Linked DNA regions of Homo sapiens: region 1 is linked to region 2. The links are chromatin loops, found by intact Hi-C in ENCODE. Cell type or tissue: IMR-90. All regions are shown on one strand.

Region 1 (8,000 bases), 330 kb after region 2:
CCTGCTGTGTTTAAAATTGCAATCCCCTTCCAGCTGTCCTGGTCCCCTTTTATCCTGCTCTGCTTTTTCTTTTTCCTATAGCAATTTTTACCTGATGACACATTAAACAATTTACTTATTAGTTATAACAATTTACTTATATAAATTATATATATCTTATTTATATAACATATAAGAAAAAATATATAAAAATATATATTTTATATAAATAAAAAATATACATCTTTTTACAATTTATATATTATATATGTTTACATGTATAATTTATTGTATATGTTTACATATATAATTTATTGTATATGTTTACATATATAATTTATTGTATATGTTTGTATATTATATATAATATATAATGTTTATATATTATGTATGTTTATATATAATATATGTATTTCATATATAAATATATAAATATATTTATATATACATTTATATATATTTTATTTATAATATATGTATATGTATATATAATATATGTTTATATATAATATATGTAAACATATAATACATGTAAACATATATGTAAACATATACAGTCAAACATATATGTATATATATAATATATAACCATATATTATATAACATATGATATAAAAATAAATTGTTAAAAGGATATATATCTTATTTATGTAATATATAACATATGTAATATATATAAAAATAAATTGTAAAAAATATATATTTTTTTAATCATCCATCTCCTCCAATTAGAATGCATTTTTCCTGAGAACCAGGAATCTTTGTCTGCTGTGTTTATTGATGTATTCCAAATGCCTAGAACACTGCTTGGCACATAGCAAAACCCAGTGAAAAAATTTTTAGTGAATGAATGAATGGAATGCATGGAAACAGGGTCTGAACAGACACAAACTAAAACATCAAAATAAATATTCTGGGTAGAAGGATAGCAGGTCTTTTCATTCATCTGTTCTCTAATTTCTCTAAAATAAATTCAAATTACTTGAATAATAAACTTTTAAATGAAAAAAACAGTTTACTCCTGAGGATAATATTAATAGTAGTTTTAGTAATTTTTTTTAGTCTATGGTTTCAACTGTTCACCTTTAGAAGAGATTTTTTTGTTTAAATTGTGGGAGATCACAGTTTGTTTAAACTGTGGCAATAAAGGGGGAAAGCCTCCAATGATATCACTGTGAAGACCCCATGCCAGGCAGTGGGAGAAATTCTGTCTTGAGTTGAGGTCCCCCTGACCCTGTATTGAGTTGACTTGAGAGGTGGCAGATTGGGGAGAAGAGACAGAGAAGGAGAGGAAGCCAATAAAGGGAGGGTTATTGAGCCATTTCCATCATGGGCAACAGGAACTCACTCCCACAGACATAGAGTGTAGGGCACGCTTGGGGGTTACCCAGTCCAAGGGGAGATGGGGCGGGGATATTTATCCTCCAACATTGGTTGAGGCCTGTTTCTGGAGGCAGTAACACTTTAGCATCTCAGGCTTGTTTCATGTGTTCCCATGGCCAAAAAAAAAGAAAAAAAAATCCCTCGGTTACAGGGTTGCAGGCATTGGCAGTAAGCAGAAAGCCAGGGTAGGCACAGAGAAGGTCTCAACAGATTCCTCGATTCGACCCGATTCTGCTCTGTGGGTGGAACTCCCTTGTCCGTTGCTGTTTGAGGTTCCTGGCTATGCCCCGGGGAGGTTCTTCCTTGCCCACTTTCCCTCACGGCCACAATTGAAGGAGGGGATGGAGAAAGCACCCTTTTTGGAAGACTGTGCAGATCTTGGAGCCTGCTTTCTGGCCGTGTGTGTTTGGGAACTCAAGGACTGCTTTAAGCCTTGAACAACCAAAACTTTTGTAGCCTGGGTTAATGAACTCTTTGGCAATATAATTCCTTCAAATACTGAGTAAGCTTCTGCAATATTTGTTTCCATCATTCCCATGTGCCTATATACACACATGGTCACAATTCTTTAATCTGATTAATTTCTTTGCATCCTAACCACTATACCTCTCTCCTTCAACTTAATAGCAGCCATCTTGAAGCCATCTGAAAAAAAAAATAGATTTGGCTGTGAAGAAAGCACCCTTAAAGTGATCTTTGCTGTGGTGATGAAACTGCCTGTTTAAAGAGAAGTCTTAACGGGCTTTGGTTGCTCAAAGCCTTTATTCCATGTTTTCACTTACTCTTTTGAAGTTCAAAACAGAAGACTCCACATTTCTGGACTCATTCTATTTCTTTTCATTTCTGCTCTTGAACCAGCACATTTTTGCCTGAGCTCAGCTCTTCCTTGTACTGACTTGCTAAACAAAGCCAGAAAGAGCCATGGTGCACTAACTTTGGGTTTACCAGCCTCTATTCTGGGAGCTACAGGCTCAGTAGACACATTGTTCACCAAGTAATTGAGGACAACAGTTTATGAAATGATTTGATACCATATAACATGGGTCTTCATATTTTCAGCCTCCAGTATCAATTTTCTTGCCTTCTGCTGCAGTGCTACATATTTTAGAATTTATTTTTAACCTCAGGATACTAGTGCAAAGGATTACATATTTTATTAATTACGGAACACTAGCTGCTGTACAAATAAACCCAAGGATTTTGATGGCTCAGCACGATGCATGTTTTGTTTTCATTGAAATAGTGCTGGGTGGTGAGCAGGTGGATAGGGGGTCCCCCTCCATGCAGTCATTCAAGGATTCAGAATGTCAAAAGCAACACCACCTTCAGAACATGGTTTCTAAGGTTAACTTTGGGACCATGTCCATTCTAGCCGGTCAGAAGACTAGAAGGGCGGGGCTGAGCTCTGGTAGGTTTGTGAGTCTGAGAACATTTTTCCACTCATGCCACTGGCCAGAGGTCAGTCCCATGGCTCCATTTAGATGGAAGGGGCTGGTCAGAGGGTGGGGGTTGTATTTCTGCCACGGGGCTATTCCATGGAAGGGAGAGAACCAAATTTTTTTTTAGCAAACAGTTAACTGATCTCCCACAGTTTAAACAAAAAATATAAATAGTATGAGCTTGCAGCTCTCTCCTCTACCCTCCAAGCCCCTTCTCTAATGATTTGTTTGGATCCACTGGAATGAGAGGATCTGTCAGGATGTTGTTGTGGGCTTGAGGTGAGAGGACCTTTCTCACCTAGTTCCATGTGGGAAGGAGGCCTGGAAGGAACAGGCAGGGTACCTTTAAGTAACTGTCTCCTTCTGGGAACTCACCTCACACCCTGCAAAGAAGCACAGCTAGGGTAACAATACTTCTCAGACTGAGAAATTACTAACTGCTGGTTTTTAGGATGTTTTTCAAGCAAGATAATTGAAAAGCTGAACCACTCTGCTCTTTGCTTCCCTGAGTGAGAGTAGGCAGAGGGACGGATGGAAGGAGGCAGGAACCCGGAACGACTGCTGATGCGGTGGGACACTTTTTCCCAATAATTACTCTTCGCTTGAATCACAGTGCATAGGACGTGGGCAATTTGCTCCAGCTAATGGTTCGTGTGGGATAGGTATTGCCTGATACAGAGGCAGGGGTTGGAACAGCCACTCTGGGGGCCAGTAAAGCCAGTTTTATGGAAGAAGCTGTCTTTGTTAAAAACCAAACCCAATCAACGTGGGGGCTTCCCAGCAGCAGACTCAACACCAGCTACACTTTTCTGAAATCCAGGCAGTCAGAAAAGCCCCCGGCACCCTCAGCCTAACACTGAAGCAGAGGAAATGAAACTGAAGCCATGTTTGCAGAATGTGGATTTTTGTGGTTTAGGACAAACAGCTGACTATCTACTCAGACCAAATGACCCTAATCAAGTCAACCCACAGAGATGAGGTTCTGGTTTACACAAAAGAGAGGCAGTTTGCTCACCATTTAAAATAATTCCTTCCTTCCTATACATTTTTTTTTCATTAAGATCTGACTACTGGTGCATTTAAAATATAATGCAGTTCATACTCAGCTTGTCAAGGGTAAGCAATTGTGTAAAGTGAGGCATATCTGTAATGGTGTACAGTCCCAGTAACTCCCTGGGCTCCAGGGCTGAGGGCAGCCCAGCTGTCGCTCCCACAAACAGGTGGTGTAAAACAATAGCTCTAGTGAGCCGACTCGCTTTCCAAACCCTCCAGCAGACAAGCACCCAGCCAGAGTGCCAGTGAGAAGCACAGGCCACCACTCTGCCCTGGTCCACACAAGCTCCGGTAGCCCATGGAGCCCTGGCCTCTCCTCCTGCTCTTTAGCCTTTGCTCAGGTAAGTGCTGGGGTCAGGGGTGGGGAGAGGGCTCTCCTTTGAGGCTAAAGTGCTGGAGGCCCCCAAATCAAAGTCTTGCTTCTTTGATGAGACCACAGAATGGCAGAGCCTCCCCAACCAGGGGCTGCTCTGTCAGTTTCTTCCTGATGTTAGCTTGATTGAGTTTTTGGATAAAGATTTTTAGTTTGCCTTATCTAATTAAAATAGAAACTGCCTGGTCAAAGACTTCAAGATAGACACGCATGTCTCTCCCTCCATCATGCCTGGCAGCCGACTCATCCCTCTGAACACTCGGCACCATTTGTAGGACCTGGACCACTTGTGGATCATGGTAGTGTCCGGGGGTTCATATTTAAACAACTATGGATACTTAGAACAGTGCCTTATAATCACATACAATGGAGTTAACAAGTCCCTTTACTGCTCCAGGAGAATTCTAATAATAAAGAGGACTGATTGACAGCTACATGTGCTGGAGATAGAAACCAGTTAATAATCATAACTAAACTCTCTCCACAGAGACAAATATTTTTTAATTTTTTCAAAATTTCTGAAGTTAAAAAAAATTCCATATGAATACATTCCTACCTACTTTTTTTTTTTAAGATGTTACTATATATAGGTTTGGGTTTGAATTGAAACTATAAAACCTTGCACAGCATTTGACCTGCATTCTACTCTGGAATGTGTCCTAACACAGCAGCTGAAACACCATCCTGAATCCCAGACTTCCGCTAGAGGGAAACAGGAGATGTTTGCTGATTGCTTCACATAAAAGTTTACTGGTGATATCATCCCAACTGAGAAACAAGGTGGCTGACATCCTGTGATTTTTCATTTCCAATATTGCTCTGAAAAACACAGGCCTTCTGGTCAAGAGGCAAAAAGCTTTATTATTAATTTTTTTCAATATCAGAGTTGAGTGAAAGAGCCTAAACTCAGATAAATTATATCATGTGGGATTTGGACTCTGTCCAGCCAAAGCTGGCCTGATGTGTGTGTGTGTGTGTGTGTGTGTGTGCGCGCGCGTGCACACACATGCGTGCACGCAAAACCACAGTCACAGGAAAATTCTTAAATGATATGCTTTAATGTAAACATCCTTAAGAGATCTCTTAGGATTTTGGTTATTGCTAACCAAAAATGCATGATTAGCTATTAAAGAAGTATGTGATATGTATTTAGGTCAAATCTCGAGTTTGCTGGCATTGATTTCCATGGGTGTTTTATAGAAATTTAGAGCTAGATCAGGCAGTCCAACATCCTCAATTTTTTATTACAAGGAAACTAAAGCTGACCTGCCCAAGGTCACTTAATTTATACATTTTGGAATGTGGTCAGTTGGAGACTTGGTTTATTACATGCACAGTCAGAAAACACAGCCTGAACTAGCCAAAGGTAGCAAGAGATACAGAATCAGGTTAAGATAATAATGATCCATGGGACTAGTAACAGTTCAAAATTTCTTTTGCCCAGCCCAGGGAGCTATTTCCTACATACAAATACAAATGGAACCAGTGTGGTACAAAAGGAACACTTTGAAACTGTGGTTGAGTTTCCCTTCTTAGAATCAGTCCTTTGTAGACAAAATTGTCATTTATATCAGGGACTCTTTTCCTGTGTTAGCTTAACACAGCGTGATCTCTGTTCTATTTATACAGCACTTTTCATTTCAACTTTTTCTTTTCTTTGCCTCTGGAATCTCAAGCACTTCATTGCCGTCTTTCTTACGGCATATCACTTTCCAACTTGTTCACAGTTATTTACGTAAATGACAAATGTCAATCTCCATGAGGGTAGGAAGAAGGATTCAGTTTTGAATATCTCGAAGCTCCCAAAACAATGCTTTGCTTACAGTAAATGCTCAACAAATATTTCATGAATAAATTAATGTTACCATCATCTGAATAAAGATTACAAATATAATCTTGCTAAAAAGGGGAATTTGACATTATTTAATTTTTTATTTGCATATTTGTTTATTTACACCCTACCTTTTTACAAAAGTATTTACTGTGATTCGTTGAATCCATGAAGAACTAATCCAACTCTCCAGGCCATATGGGAGTTGGGAAGAGAATCATAGAGTTCTGACTTTGAGCCCTGTGAGTTTTCTATCACTCTACCCTGTGCTGGGGAGGAAAAAAGAAAAGAATACCAGTGAACCAATCTAAGAAATGAAGCCCTCCTTCCTTAGAAATTCCTTATGGAAGGAACAGGCACCTTGTTATTGGCTAGGGTGGGAAAGGAGGAGGTGACTGTCTCTGAAATGCTGATTATGTCTGCTTCTGTCATCCTCCCCTTCCTCTTAGTGGGCCATAGGGTTGGTCTGCATAGTTCTCCTGCTACATAATGCTGACCATCTGCTCTGCCCTCTGCTTTCTAATATGTTCTTCCTGTCAAACTGGAGTGAACAGTCATTTAAAAATAAGCAGCCCAAGGCAAGGCCAAAGCAACAGCTTCAAATTCAATGGCCAAGGTGCTCAGTAATCCATTCCAGTCTGCAACTCCACCATGGGATGGATGAGGCCCAGGATAGAAAATGCATAGAGGACAGAAGGATTATCAAGTCCCAGGGGCTCAATGGGGTGGTTGCAAAAACGGAATATTCAAACAACATATTCCCTTCAAGAGTCCTCAAATGCAGGTGGCTTTAGGGAAATGTCATGTGAAATCTCTGCGTGGTTGGGCACTGAGTGCCCTTGGAACATTTTGGGTTCAGAAAACGTGTGAAACTAGCCGGGTGAGGTGGCTCTTGCCTGTAATCCCAGCACTTTGGGAGGATGAGGTGGGTGGATGGCTTGAGCTCAGGAGTTTGAGACCAGCCTGAACAATGTGGCAAAACCCCATCTGTACAAAAAATACAAAAATTAGCTGGGTGTGGTGGTGCGCACCCAGGTAATTTTTGTATTTTTTATAGAGATGTGGTCCCAGCTGCTTGGTTGGGGGAGGCTAAGGTGGGAGGATTGCTTGAGCCTGGGAGGTCAAGGCTGCAGTGAGCTGTAATTGAGCTACTGCACTGCAGCCTCAGCAATAACCTGCGGAAAGGGGAGATCTGGTTACGTGAATGAAGGCAAATGTATCATGTGTCTACTTCCTCTCCCAGCTCTGAACACACAGTCCCCAACCCACGGAAGGCTTGAATTACAAAGATCCTTCATAAGACACTTGGGATTTGGAACACATTTTCTCATAGGAATAGTGGCACTTGCAGTTCTGAGTTTCCAGGACAGCTCACAACACACTGTTAGTACCAAGAATTAGCCCAGAAGCTCAGCACAAAATGACAGGATTCCAATCTGAGCTTTGCCCTTACTGGTCACATGACCTTGGACAAGTGGTCCAACCTCCCTGAATCTCAGGTAAGAATGTCTGCCCTCCTGCTTCATCTGTGGCTGATGAAGATTGAAAAGGGGTGTAGATAGAAAAGGGGGCCGTGGGTTCTGAGAGTATTAGATGATATTGCTCTCTATACTGAAGGAAAATGTAGTAAAGATTCCTTGGAATCGCTTATGTTCCAACTAGGAGCCCCAAACCCAGGTCAACAAAGCACAGTTTTCACTCTATTTTAACAACTTAACTGGGACATGGACCTGCCAGCAGTGATATTTTAAAAAATCGTGGTAAAATACCCATTTCATAAAATTTACCATTTTAACCACTTTAAAGTATACAATTCAGTGGCATTAAGTACATTCACATGTTATAAGACCATCACCACTATCTATTTCCAGAACGTTTTCATCATCCCAAAGGGAAACATCAAGCACATTAAGGAGTCCCACCCGATCCCTCTCTCCCCCCC
Region 2 (8,000 bases):
TAATGAATGAATACTGATGCTGCTTTTAAGTGCTTTATAAGGTAGTAACTTGCCCTACTAAAGATTATTCAAGAGAGTGATGTTTATGTACTTCAGGCTCCCCTATGTGCAGTTACTGTATTTCATTAATTCTGAGAGTTAAGCTCTTCACTGTAAAACTTTAAATGCTCTTCAATTCTATGATAATTTCTACCTAAGGACTTAAAAATCTTTTCCAAACACATAATTTACTAAGCCTCACATTTCTACTTCTAGTTATATTTGTGCACATTTTAAAACTAGAAATGAAAGCCCCAATTTATCACTATAGACTGGGTACTAGTCATTGTATTTTGATGTCTAACATTCTATTTATAAAATATATAAATATGCAGACTGGCGACCTCCCAAGACTCTCTCCCTTTGTTCTGACCCACACTTTTCCAACTCAGGTCTTTCTACTTTAAATACTTCTTGATCGTTTTTCTAAGTATTCCTATCTGGTTCTAGCCAGCTACTACTTTAGTCCCGCATTTAATTTCAGTTTTAATCCATCCACTTCCACATTATCCCATCAATTAGGGTCCTAATTTCCTATGTTTTAGCTACTAATATAGTTGTTTCTGATTGTTTAGAAAAGGAACTAGGAATCTTATCTTGATTCTAAAAAATTCAGTTTTTCTTATGGTCTTGAGCATGTCTCTGTTAGGAATGCTTACTTGTTCCCCGGTGCTGTAAAGAAATAGCACTTGAACATAAATTTAATTTCCTCAGCAAGGCCAATTTTTTTACTTTCTGCAGAAAGGGTACACTCGCCAGCAGTTTTCCCATGAGAGTACACTGAACAAAGGAGACAGGGTCATTTATAACCTGACGCATCCACCCTACTGCTGTGTCCAGTTTCCATTGGCTGGAATGGGACCTCACATTCTGTATTTGTCCTGATTGGCTAGCAACTTAGAAGTTTTAAAAGAGGCAAAGGCAGAGGAGAACAAAGGAAGGAGGAAGTAACTTGTGGAATGCTAAGAAAGGTAAAAACACCTTCAAATAAGGAAGAGGAACAGGCTATGACCTAATGCTTACTTGGACCAGTATACGCATGCCAGGGCAAATATGTAGGTAAATTGTGGGAGCTAAGAACATAAAGTACATTGATTTCTTTATTACGGCTAGCAGATATTTGAATGTTAGCACAGGTCTTTGAATAAATTTTGCTTCTAAGAGAAGTTACTATTTATTCCTAATTAGATGGGGAGGAGAGTCTTTGAAGAGGAACCTCTACTTTACTTTTTACATCTCATATATAAAATATGTCTGGGATCAAACCAATGCTTAAGATGACCCTTAGGGATATTTTGAAAATTCAGAAACATAGGAACTATCCTGATTCTTTGGACCTCCGTGCTAAGAAAATAGAGGCCTCAGTAGTATTCTTAAAAGAAATAAGGAAACTGACATCTGAAAAATTCTTTTACGAGTCAGATAGTTTTACATGTTATATTTATTTTTCAATTCAACTCTGCAAGGAAGTTATTATTCCCAGTTTTATAGGTAAAGAAATTGAGACTCAAAGATCAATGATTTGTTCAAAGTCACAGATAGTTTGAGGTAGAGTTAGGTTCTGAACCTAAAGTGTATTCTCAGCTTTATAAGACCATAGTACATTGCATGTTCTAATCAGTGAAAGCACTAGGATATTACATAAGTGGTACTTTTTATAATTCATAAAGAAGTAGTCTGTCAGAAAAGAGGGAGAAAACATGCCAGATCCTGGCTTAGCAGTTGCAGTAACAGGTTTGGCACTCTAAATCCTTATGATTGTTTTTTGAATCATTAAGCCACAAAGTTTCAGACTCTCTGTCTTGAGTTTTCCCTGTGTTTTCTGGTAGCACCAAGGATAAAGTATGCAGCATGGTGCTGTGGAAATATTTTGCACTTGAAATTAAAGAGATCTGGGTTTATATCCAGGATTTGAACTAGCTTAACAGCTCTGCATCCTTGAGCAAATGATATCTGGTTTCCTAAAGTGTAAAATGGGGATACTATACAATTAAAAACTCATTAAAAAACTACAGATAATACAACAACACAGGTGAATCTCAACTGCATTGTGCTAAGAGAAAGAAGCCAGATTCAAAAGGCTATACAATGTATGTTTCCAAGTATGTGATCTTCTGGAAGAGACAAAACTCTTGGGATCAGAAAACAGATCAGTCGTTTCCAGGGCCAGGGAGTAGAAGGAGAGTATGACAGGAAAGGGCATGAGGATTTTATTGTGGTAAAACTGCTGTGTATCCTGATTGTAGGGTAGGTTGCATGAGTGTATTTGTTTGTTAAAATTCAATAGAGGCCAGGCACGATGGCTCACACCTGTAATCCCAGAACTTTAGGAGCCGAGGAGGGTGGATCACTTGAGGTCAGGAGTTCAAGACCAGCCTGGCCAACATGGCAAAACCCTGTCTCTATTAAAAATACAAAAATGAGCCGGTCGTGGTGGCATGCACCTGTAATCCCAGCTCCTCAGGAGGCTAAGGCAGGAGAATTGCTTGAACCGTGAAGGTGAAGGTTGCAGTGAGCTAAGATCATGCCACTGCCCTCCAGCCTGGGCGACAGGCGAGACTCCCTCTTGAAAAAAAAAAAAAAAAAAAGAAATTTAATAGGATTGTACACTAAACAGAGTTAACTTGCTATGTGTAACTTATATCTCAAGAAAAAACTTTTCTTTTTACAAATTGACTTTATTTTAAAAATCACACCCAGAATATACGGTGATTCACAAGAGAGAGAAAATGTCCACTAACATTTGTTCACGCATAATTACTGCCTCAGTTGAAATTCCGGTGATCTTTTCATATATGCTTCAGTTTTTATGGGATCTGGATCACATATGATAGACAGTAAGAAGATAGGCCTAGATGAAAAGGAAGAAATTACAAGTTTTGAAATAGTTATAAAAATTTCTGAATTGTTCTTAGTTGAAGTGAATGGAAATACTTGTACTGGTATTATTTGGGGGTCTTTTTTAAAAGCTCTTCTCTCACTCACCCCTTTCTGCTGTACTCAGGGAAGGAAGAAAGGAAAAGATTGCCAAGAATATGTGTTCTTAACACTTAACACCCCAGACAGTTATGTATTTCTAAGAAGTTTGGGAAGCACTGGGTAGGCTGCAACATGGTTCTCACATCTCTATCTCTCTTTTGTCTCTCAGTTGCACTCGCTCTCACTCTCTTATTAGCCTCCATCCCCTCAAAGATGCACCTCTATAAGAATCTTAGGAAAGTGTAATATACATAACTCTGACTCCAATTCCTGTAATAATATGTATTTGGGGCCCAAGAACTACATCTCAGTTATTAAGAACAGTATCAGCAATAATAGTCTCAGGTCTGTTGGATCCCTGAAGTCCCTTTCATTGCTGAGATACTGTGGTCTGATTATCTGTGCAAATTATTTCATATTTACAGATCATAACAAAACCACCTTAAAGATCACATATGACCATTTTCACTAAAGAAACCAATTTCTATCAGTTAACAGATATGTTTGTTTTGTACCTATGTAGCAAATCATTATATCAGTTGCTAAAAGGAATACCCAAAAGTATAAGATAATCTCTGCTCTTAGAGAGCTTACTAACTGGTTGGGAGATAAAATAGTTGCATATGACAAATTTTTATTGATAGCATAATAAGCTTCATTCAAATTGTTGCTTGATAAAGTGGTAGACATAAATATCTAGGGCCTCATTCTAATACTAGGTCTGTCATGCTCTGAATGTGAGTCCAGTACAATCCAATAATTAACTGGCAAACCTGCAACAGCAAAAGAGAACTAGATCTGCTTACTGGGGACAGGGAAAACCTAAGAGAGACAAACCCAGCTGTAGGTTCTTGGAGGAGGCTCAGTTTGGGCCCATTTGATCTCTGTTTGCAGGTTTGGTGCCAGTGCTTACTTGGACAATGACATGATGTTACATTTTTAAGGCCTTTATTATTATTTTCTCAAAATTCACTAGGAACAGCAAAATACAGAATCCTCTAGTAGTACTAGGCAAAAGGACTCAGGGAAACTACCCAAGGTGCTATTGTTTGTCTTGTTGATATTCATGATGATCTTTAAGGACTTAAAAAAAATTTTTAATGGTGTTTGCATTGCAGAGATTAAAAGCTGCTTTGACCCAGCAACATCCTCCAGTTACCAATGGTGATACTGTCAAAGGTCATGGTAGCGGATTGGTTAGGACTCAGTCAGAGGAATCTCGACCGCAGTCATTACAACAGCCAGCCACATCCACTACAGAAACTCCGGTATGTGTGTTGTTTTTATTATTCAGCACTCTGTCATCTTTAAACAGAAAAGTACAGTGTAACTTACGGCTTATTTAAAAAATATTACTCTGGTCATGTTGTTATTCCAAAGATGTATCAAAAGCCTCAGGAAAAGGTAGCTCAGTATACAAGTATTGATACAAAAATAAACATAATAGAGCAGTGTTTCTGTTCAGGACACCTGCAAATATTTCTGTGGGTGTCCATATATGTTGGTCACAATTCTTTTTAAAGAAAACATCTTTTTCTGTTGATTTTAGGACAGTGAAACTGAATACTGCTTTGAGAAATTTCCTTTACTCTCTATTTCCTGATTGAAGAAGTTTATAGAGTTATGACTTTGGAAAATAGTTATATAACCAGAAAAATAATATTAGAACCTTATAGTGAGAAGAATGAAATTGTATCTTGTTTTCTTATTGTCCAAAACTACAAATTTGACATAAACTGTAACTATTAACACTAGATATTTTTTCTTGCTGTGGCATAAACAGGTTTGATTTGAACTGTTCTCCTATGTAACCAAAGTATTGATGTTATAGGAAAATTTAATAGGTTAAGTTCTGTAAATTTTATAGACAATAACAACTTCTTTGTTAAGAGATGCTGTGTTCTTCAGAAATGTATGTAACTAAATCTTACGTTCTTTTTCAAGTAGCAAAACTAAGATTTCTAAAGAATCTTTTTGGATCTCTTCTTAAAAAATTATTGATTTTCCTTTTTCCTAAAATGCCATATGTTTATGATTACAATGCATATCATATTTCAGTATTGTGTTGCCATCTACAACCATTAAAGTGTGTATGTCCCAAAGAGGCAGATGTTTTTTCTGTTTCCGTTACTAGCAGAACAAATAATTCTTGTTTCTGCTTTTAATATTTGCTCACTCATTGTAAAACATTACTCTTTGTTATTTATTTGTATAAGTAACCTTATCTCACTTGTAGGTAATCAGAAGTCTTTTAGAGAAATAGGTAGATAAATATTCACACATATACACACATATGTAGGTATTACATTACTAACATAAATCAAATGATTCCTGAATTAAAACTTGTGAAACATCACCAAAGGAGCAAATATGCTTTATGGCAGCTATTTATACTAGAGACCCCTTTCACTTATCTCTAGTTTGTGACTGCCTATGAGATGATTGATATTGTTATATGCCTGCAGTGCTTTTCTAATTCTTTCTAGTAAAGGATTATTGTACTCCTGTTAAATGTTTCAGAATTCTATTTAGACCTTTTATCTTTACTTGAAGAATATTAGCATTGGCATTAAAAAGCAAAAGTTTTCAATCAAAGAAACACATATAAATAAGTTTTAGATTGCCACCTAAGCATAGGTATTTACATAACTGTATCTTGTCTTTTAAAAACTTAATATATAATGAAATGTAGTTGTGGTTGTCATCCACTAACCAACTTTACTTAGGGACCAAAAGGGAAAATGAGGGGCTGAGTGATTGTGTATATGTGTTAATGTTATACCTCAGGGTTTAACAATGATTCACAGGCCATATGCAACCCATGGGTGTTTTTGTGTGGTCTGCAAGTTAAGTATGATTTTTTACATTTTTAAAGGGTTATTTCTAAAAAATGAATATAATTTATTGTCCTTACTTTCTTGCACTAACTATAGTTTCCCTGGATCTAATTTTTATTTATATCCTTATATGTTATTGTATTGGATGGAAGCCCCATGAGGGTAGGACTTTATCTGTTTGTTCACTGCTATACTTAGTTTCTAGAATAGTTCCTATAAGGATTTTCTGAATGAAATAGAATGAATTAATAGACATGGGGAGAGAAGGAGCAGTATACACTTCTAAGAAGCCTCCAATCCTTGATAGGCATAAAAATATACAAATGTAACTCTGAGTAGCAGAAATTAAGCTTCTGTTATTCTGCTAGTACTTATGATTAGTCTTTGCTATAATGAGTTAAATCAATTAAAAACAAAAATAAACTGTTCTCTCTTATTCAGCCAGATGAGTAAAAGAAAAAACCTGCCATTCTCAATAAGAAAAATAGGAGGTTGTGGCTCACGCCTATAATCCCAGCACTTTGGGAGCCTGAGGCGGGTGGATCACCTGAGGTCAGGAGTTCGAGACCACAACCTGGTGAAACCCCGTCTCTACTAAAAATACAAAAATTAAGCTGGGTGTGGTGGTGGGCACCTGTAATCCGAGCTACTCGGGAGGCTGAGTAGGAGAATCACTTGGAACCCAGGAGGCGGAAGTTGTAGTGAGCCAAGATCACGTCATTGCACTCCAGCCTGGGCCACAGAGCGAGACTCCATCTCAAAAAAAAAAAGAAAAAGAAAAATAGGAGGATGAAGAAAAAAATTTCAAGATTGCAAATCTTGAAGCCAGCCATAGAAATATTTTTCTAAAACATTAAGTTGCAATTATGTAAGTAAAATAAACGCTCTAATTTAAATGCTTAATCTTTATTACAATTAAAATATTTCTTTTTTGAGACGGGATCTTCCTCTGTTGCCCATGCGGAGTACAGTGGTGCGATCATGGCTCACTGCAGCCTCGACTTCCCAGGCTCAAGCAATCCTCTCCCACCTCAGCCTCTTGAGTAACTAGGACCACAAGCACATGCCACCGCACTTGGCTAATTTTTTAAATTATTTGTAGAGATGAGGTTTTGCTATGTTGCCCAGGCGTGAAATACTTTATACATGAAATAACTCTCTTTGTAATGCTAGTTATTTGGACAAAGAAATGATAACTTTATTTTTTGGAATTTGTTAGAGTGAAAAATAGTTTGGTAATTTACCTGCAGAATTTATCTTGAGCTTTATATAAGACTTGTATTACATAGATTAGGAGAAAACAAATTTTATTTGTGCATACCATTTTTAAATATAATAAATTATAGGTAAAAGATTGTTTTCAGGCTTCTCCTTTGGATTGTGTGCCTGTAGCCATAAAGTGTTCTTTTCTCTGCACCATTTCCAAGAGCTCATTTTCTTCTTTCTTTTTTTTTTTTTTTTTTTTTTTTTTCGTATTTTTTGAGACTGAGTCTCGCTGTATTGCCCAGGCTGGCGTGCAGTGGTGTTATCTTGACTCACTGCAACCTCTGCCTCCCGGGTTCAAGTGATTCTCGTGCCTCAGCCTCCCAATTATCTAGGATTATAGGCATGCACCACCACGCTCAGCTAATTTTTTTGTATTTTAATAGAGACTGGTTTTCACCATGTTGGCCAGGCTGGTCTCGAACTCCTGACCTCAAGTGATCCACCCGCCTTGGCCTCCCAGAGTGCTGGGATTACAGGCATGAGCCACCACGCCCGGCCAAGAGTTCATTTTTTGACACCCATATTCATTTGTTCTGTGGCACAGTTTTGGGGTTTGTGAAAGACTTGAAGATACCTATTGTTTTATAGTCTTATACACTAGACAATATTACTAGTGACTGAAGATTTCTTTCTCTTACTAATCTGAGATAACCAAGCTGATTCATTGGGGAGCAGAGGGAACAATTAAAATGAAAATTAAGGCTCCTGTGGGATTCTCCCTACCAGAAAAATGAGTATTAATAAATATAAGAACTTGACCCTTAGAAAAAGACTGACCCTAAATTTCACAAACTGAAGAAAAGCTGAATATACCAAAGAATATATATATTTTCACTCCATAACTTTAGAGAAACAAATTTTAAGAAAATTGGCATTTAA

What was found. Peaks named below come from ENCODE experiments on the same cell type or tissue, not always from the same donor. Only the 100,000 strongest peaks of a DNase experiment are listed, where the experiment ranks them.
Region 1: it touches region 2 in a loop (4-fold over the local background); 3 of 110 quality-filtered maps call a loop at or near these places.

What each region holds. Positions count from the first base shown.
Region 1 is chr2:174,760,547-174,768,546 of GRCh38, reverse strand. CHRNA1 (cholinergic receptor nicotinic alpha 1 subunit) reads left to right here and starts at 4,075. Exons shown (of 9, transcript NM_000079.4): 1 at 4,075-4,195. The coding sequence starts at 4,153. RefSeq lists an enhancer at 3,575-4,074 and a silencer at 6,372-6,666. In IMR-90, a CTCF peak has its summit at 4,925 (motif pointing right); DNase peaks (open chromatin) are centred at 3,726, 4,956, 5,256 and 6,526; H3K27ac peaks cover 2,411 bases.
Region 2 is chr2:175,093,730-175,101,729 of GRCh38, reverse strand. It overlaps ATF2 (activating transcription factor 2), which reads left to right. Exons shown (of 14, transcript NM_001880.4): 11 at 4,137-4,286. Among named protein-coding and RNA genes, the nearest start is that of MIR933, 70 kb to the left of the region's middle. In IMR-90, no CTCF peak of the experiment used is centred here; a DNase peak (open chromatin) is centred at 4,239; H3K27ac peaks cover 202 bases.